2 separate regions of the Homo sapiens genome follow, and region 2 is linked to region 1. Evidence: chromatin contacts called from ENCODE Hi-C data. All regions are on one chromosome and are shown on one strand. The core of a region is the stretch at or near the end of the contact, and the rest is flanking DNA. Distances in the headings are between cores, read along the strand shown. Region 1 holds the start of HMGA2-AS2 (HMGA2 antisense RNA 2). Region 2 holds the start of IRAK3 (interleukin 1 receptor associated kinase 3).

Region 1 (3,268 bases), core at 149-2,648:
CTTGCTAGGTTGCCCAAGCTGGTCTCGAACTCGTGAGCTCAAACAATCCTCTCAAAGTGCTGAGATTACCGGCATGAGCCACCACACCCGGCCACAGTTTCGTTTTAACATCTGTTAATCCAAAAAATTTCTTCAAAGTCCTTTGGTGATTTTGTCAATGCTGCTATTGATGTTTTGTTCTGGGAGGAAGCTCTCTTTCACCCCATTGTATTTTAGAAGTTTCAATGCAACCATGGAATGAGGATTTTCATTACAAGCTTTTTGAAAGGTGCAATAGTCTCAACATAATGAACTCAAAATCTCAGTGCATTGAAGGGTTTGCATGCCAAGTTGACCAAGTGCCTAAACTGTATAAACTCCCTATGTGCACACTTAGAATTGGATCATCAGATTTGTCTAAACAACTTGAAAGGCTTTGCTATCTGTTCACTGAACAGTCATTATGATGTACACACCTTTAAGAGGGACTCAGCCCCTCCACAACTGATAATGAAGGAAGAATCTCCAAGTGAGGTGAGGCAGCTGGACTTTGCAGGTCTGACTCTTGTCCCCTGCGATTCACTTTTCATCAGCAACCTGGAGGAATCAGAACTAGGCCCTGCTGAACAATCTGGAGATGAAAATCAAAGCCGGGAAGTACAGCTTCTCCTGGATTGGATCTCGATTTGACTTTTTTCTTTTTTCTTTTTTTCAAGGAACAGACTGGGTTTCTTCAGAGCATTATATCAGGGATTAAGAGAATCAGTAGACTCGGGTTGTTTTGGTTTTAGAAAAAGATCTCAGACGATTATTTAAATTCCCTATGCCTTGGTTTCCCTGTGAGAAAATGAAAACAGTAAGGCCTGGACCCTCCCAGTAACAAAGGGGCAGATGTTAAAAATATAAAGGATTCTAGCTTTCATATAGGAAATGCATGTGCAAAATATTACTCATTTATTAAGGTGCATGAAAATTTACTGTTAACAACACAGAAGACTAATATGTATCATTGATGTTATTCAGGTCTTATAAAACTCTAGTGGCCAGTCGTGTTTTTAATGCCAAGAACCCCGAGGAGCAACTGGTTTCTAAGAATCAACACTTAGTTCTGAGCCGAGAGATGCCCCAAGGAAGATAAGAGACTTACAGTTTGTTTGGCGTCCAAAAAGCTTTCCAGACAGCAGTTTGTTTCCTTTCCCTTTTTATGAATGGTGGTAGTATTATGCTTCAGTCTGCGTTTTCTACCAAAGCCATTCATAAAAATAAAAACAAAACAAAATAACAACAACAAAAACTTTCTCGGCACAGTCTGGAGCCATTGGGTGCCAGAGGCTGGGAAAACATCCTGGCAGCCATAACCCCAACCAACATTGAAAGTATTCAAGGGTCTGTTTGTTTGGTGGTCTGAAAAGTATGAAGTGCTGTGTCTGAGGGTAGCTGGTAGAAGTTCCGTGACACGGACTAGGCCGGGAGCCAGGGCTGGCAGAGATTCAGACATTGTCTTTCCCCTCATTGAAGTGTCAGGACCTAATTCATGGAAAATTGGGTGAGCTGGCAGCTCTTTCAGAGGATTTCATTGAGCTGCAGTGTGCAGGAGTCACATGAATGCGGGAGCCTCTGCCAAAAAAGGAGGGGGATTTCTGAGCAGTAGGAACCAGTCAGCCTGCAAGAATGTATGTGGATTTGAAACGGTTTGGGAGTAAACATGTGTACAGGTGTAATCAACAGGGAAAAATGGGAGGAAGATGAGTGCTCTCTTCTTCCAAATGACCCTTTGGAAATGAATCCTCTATTAGCCCACGCTTTTGTGTCCTAAGAGGCAAGAAGTCCTCATCGTTCTTGGTTCGATTTTCCCTGGAGAAAACATCATCTCAAAACTTGGGCTTTTGTGATGACGTCATCTTTACTGTGATTTAAAGTCAAATGGAAGAACGTCTTTTCCTTTGAGCAAAAGTACCTTGCCATTTATTTTATTTTTATTCTGTCCATCTAAAAAAAAAAAGCTCTAATGATTTTTATATGGAATTTTTAATGTACCAGCAATAAACCACTGTACCACTGAGAGGAACTCTGAGAGGAAGGGGCTCTCAGAATGAATGAACAGGGGCTAGTGAATAGTGAACGTATCCTAAGTGCTGTTATTTGGGAGAACTGGTGCAAGAAAGCATGTCGCTATCCACATCAGAGTACCTCAGGTGTACTCACAAATCTCAGCGATGTGTAGATAGAATAATACATGCCTATATTCAGACATGAGAGTGAGGACTGGAAGCAAATAATCCATCGAAAAGCTCAGGCTTCAAATCCATCTTTTATAATGCCAAAGAAATAAGAAGTATTCTCTAATACTCGATTGGAAAGTTAGGCAGGCAGAAAAACATTCCCTCGGATGTTTCACTCAAAAGAGGAGAGTTTTGCTCTACACATACAATAGATACAGATATAACACAATATAACACAATATTCTTCCCATGATACCACGAAGAAACTGAACAAACTCACAGAATTATTTGCAAATCATAAGGGACTTGAATGCAAAACATTAAAAGAACTCTTACAACTTTGTTATGAAGAGATAGCAAATTTTTTTTAAATGGGCAAAGGATTTAAATAAACATTTCTTCCCAGGAGACATATAAATGGCCAATAAGCACATGAAAAGATGCTCAACATCATTAGTTGTGAGAGAAGTTCAAATTGAAACAGCAATGATGTTTAACTTCACATCCACTTGGATGTCTACAAGCAAAAAGACAGGCAATAACAAGCATTGGCATGTATACGGAGCAATTGGAACTCCAGATTCATTGCTGGTGGGACGGACTGCAAAATGGTACAGCTGCTTTAGAAAGCTGTCTGGCAGCTCCTCAAAAAGTGAAACAAAGAATTACAATATGAACCAGCGATTCCACTCCCAGGTACATACCCAAGAATGAAAACATGTTCGCACGAAAACGTGTATATAAATGTTCATAGTAGCATTATTCATAATAGCCAAAGGGTGGAAACACCCCAGATGTCCACCAACTAATGAATGGATAGGTAAAATGTGGTATACCCATACAAGGGAAAATTATTTAGCATGAAAAGGAATGAACTGCTGATGCTACCACATGGATGACCCTAGAAAACCCTAGGCCAGTGAAAGAAGCCACACACAAAAGACTCTACATATATAGTATGATTCCACTTACATGAAATGTCAGGATAGGTAAATTCATAGAGACAGAAAGTAGATTCATGGTCACTTAGGCATGGGAGGTGGCTAGGGACGTGGAGGGTAGTGGGG
Region 2 (2,951 bases), core at 358-2,857, 240 kb after region 1:
ATTGCACCCCAACCTGGGCAATCAGAGCGACTAAAAAAAACAAATAAGAAAGAAAGGAGGGAAGGAAGGAAGAAAGGAGGGAAGGAAGGAAGGAAGGAAGGAAGGTAGGTAGGTGTACAGTGTGTACAGATTGACAATAAAACCTTGAACAACGGGATATCGAAATTCTTGCCCACACAGTATGGGCTTTGCCAGTTTTCAGATACATTTTTATGAAGTATTTTCGCTGGCAAAACCATTCAGGTAGGGGCATGAAATGATAGTGTTTCATCACTCGTGATCTCTAGGGGCAGCTATTCCAAAGACTACAATCTGAGAGGTTTCAAAACACCTCTGGTGTTTTCACTTGATGGCCACTGCCCACTCTTCCAGTCACTAAGGCTGAGATTTTTCTCACCACTTTCAAAACAACTTTTTGTCACTGGTAACATGCCTCATGTGACCTAGAAGATTTTGAAACAACAATTTTACTTAAACTCCGTGAAGATTTCAAAACAACAATTTTACTTAAACTCCATGTTGAAGGCAAAAAGGAAGATTGTGTGAAGCACTTTGAGGAAGGAAAAAATGATGGAACGATATTTCATCAAGGAAGCCCATGAGGAAGAAAATTTATTAAAACCAAGTAGGTGTATGGAGGAGAGGCCGCCTCGTGAAGAAAACGAACATAATTTTACGCTGATTTGGTGTCTTTTCTGTTTTTCTCTTGTTGGTATCTACATTCATCTTTTCCAATAATAATCCCATATATGTACATTTTTATCTGTTTAAATTCAGTAAAAGTTGGGAGGAAAATGTGTCAAAACTTTTAGAGTGTGATGGGCTGAGTGGGGTTGTGAGTGATTATCTTCTTTTTTCAGTTTTTTTCTGGGTTTTCCAAGTGTTCCTCGATGAACATGGATAGTTTTTCTGACAGGATAAAAAAGAAGTAGTCCGGGACAGTGGCTAACACCCCGAATCCCAGCACTTTGGGAAGCCGGAGGTGGGAGGATCGCTTGAGGCCAGGAGTTTGAAACCAGCCTGGGCAGCATAACGACACTCCCTCTCTACGAAAAACGAAAAAAAATAATTAGCCGGACGTGGTGGCGTGCGACTGTGGTCCCAGCTACTCGGGAGGCTGAGGTGGGAGGATCGCTTGAGCCCAATAGGTGGAGGCTCCGTGAGCTGAGATAGCGCCACTGCGCTCCTGCCTGGGCGACAGAGTGAGAACCTGACTCAAAACAAAGAAAAAAGGAAGAAAAGAAAGGAAGGGAAGAAGGAAGGAAGGGAGAAGCTTTCAAAAATAAACTTTTGTAAGAAGTAATGACACCGCTAGCCGTCCACACCAGGAGACCGCCTAGCCGTGGGGCACGGTGGGCTCCTGGGAGCTCTGAGCTCTGGGCTTTCTCCAGTTCGCACTCTGCTTGTCTCGGCAGCTCCGTCCCCACCGCAGAGGTGTGAAGGGGCGCAAAGCCAGCGAAGGGAGAACCCGGGTCGGGTAACCCCCAGGCCTGGCCAGGCGGACGCAGGGGCATCTCGGGCGAGGCGCGCCTTGCGTCACGTGGGCACCGCCCCTGCAGTGACCGGAGAACGGCGTGTTCCTAGGGCTCTGCTGCCGTCGTGGAAGCAGGATTTCCGCGGTTGTGTAACGGCCTGTCGCAGGCGTGCAGGGACCTGGACTCCGCCTCGTCCCCGGGGCTCGGGCAGCCGAGCCATGGCGGGGAACTGTGGGGCCCGCGGCGCGCTGTCGGCGCACACGCTGCTGTTCGACCTGCCGCCCGCGCTGCTCGGAGAGCTCTGCGCTGTTCTGGACAGCTGCGACGGCGCGCTGGGCTGGCGCGGCCTGGGTGAGTCGGCGGGGACCGGCCGGGGGCGGCGGGGGAGCCCAGCGCGCCGCGGGGCCCGCTCGGCGTCGCCCTGCATGGCTGGGGTCCCTCGCGGGGCTGGCGCGGCCTCCGGGAAGTTCCCGCCAGGGAGCCGGCCCCCTCCTTTCCTGGGTTGGATGCAGAGACTCCCTGGGACCCAGATGCCTTCCCTCCCTTCTCTTTCAAAGAATTTTGGGTATCGCTGCAAAGTCAAGGGAGCCGAGGCCTGGGAAAGACAGATAACCAGCGTGAAAGCATCTTCTGTTCGTCCGCGATGCCACCCTCACTGGGTTCGCAATGTATGATGTCTTCTGGTCCTTGCAAAATCACCCCAGAACATCATTTTAGTATTGAGACATTTTTAGAACTTTGAGATACTTATCCTTTGGTGTTTTCAATGCATCCCTAAGCCCCTAACTTAATTACAAGTGAAATGCTAAAGTAAACTACGGTTTGCAATGAACGCGGCTCCTAATTTTCTTAATTAAATCTTATTTACCCAATTTCGTTGAATGAAGGTTTATGCTAAAGGGTGGCTTTTTATTTTAATCTAAAAAAATTGGCTTCAGAACTGTATTTTATGCAGACATTGGAAAGTTGAGCAACTGCCTGCTGGAAGTGTTGAGTGTAGCCAGAGATAATTCGGACAAAAATCTTCGTTTTGTTAAGTACAGGCATTTTTGGTTAGATTTGATATTCCACAATGTCATGTTTAATGTTTATTGAAAAGAATCATGATTATGTCAAAATAACTTAGCTTTAATGGTCTGAAATAGGATTTTTCTTACCAGGACTAGCAGAAGGCCTAAGAGGAGAGTTTTCTTTGTTACTGATGAACAGTATGGTGACAGTCTTTGAATTGTAGCAATGGGCTTCTGGTTATACAAAAAATGTTTATATATTTTAAGCTCTGTAATTTTAAGTTATGGCCCTTAAGAAAAAAAAAAAAGTCTGATTTCTAGAAAACGAGATTTCCAGTGTGCATTTGAGGGATTTTGAGGGATAAGGTCACTTCCCCATCAGATCTTTTTGAGATGGATTTTGGCGTGGACAGTATTTATACCCGTTGATTTCCTAGAGTTACTGACTTTGAGAAAGAAAAGTGTT

The links. A loop is a pair of places that touch in the nucleus more often than their neighbours do. Pooled maps may share reads with other maps.
Region 2: a loop to region 1 is called in a pooled map, with 1.8 times the contacts of the local background. The contact joins the promoter of IRAK3 here to the promoter of HMGA2-AS2 in region 1. A Hi-C loop is called at or near these places in 1 of 50 pooled maps.

What each region holds. Positions count from the first base shown.
Region 1 is chr12:65,947,309-65,950,576 of GRCh38, forward strand. It overlaps HMGA2-AS2 (HMGA2 antisense RNA 2), which reads right to left and starts at 1,399. Exons shown (of 4, transcript NR_199060.1): 1 at 1,127-1,399; 2 at 456-816. The region is part of intron 3 of HMGA2 (high mobility group AT-hook 2); the gene reads left to right.
Region 2 is chr12:66,187,607-66,190,557 of GRCh38, forward strand. It overlaps IRAK3 (interleukin 1 receptor associated kinase 3), which reads left to right and starts at 1,608. Exons shown (of 12, transcript NM_007199.3): 1 at 1,608-1,826. The coding sequence starts at 1,694. RefSeq lists silencers at 1,713-1,762, 1,783-1,942.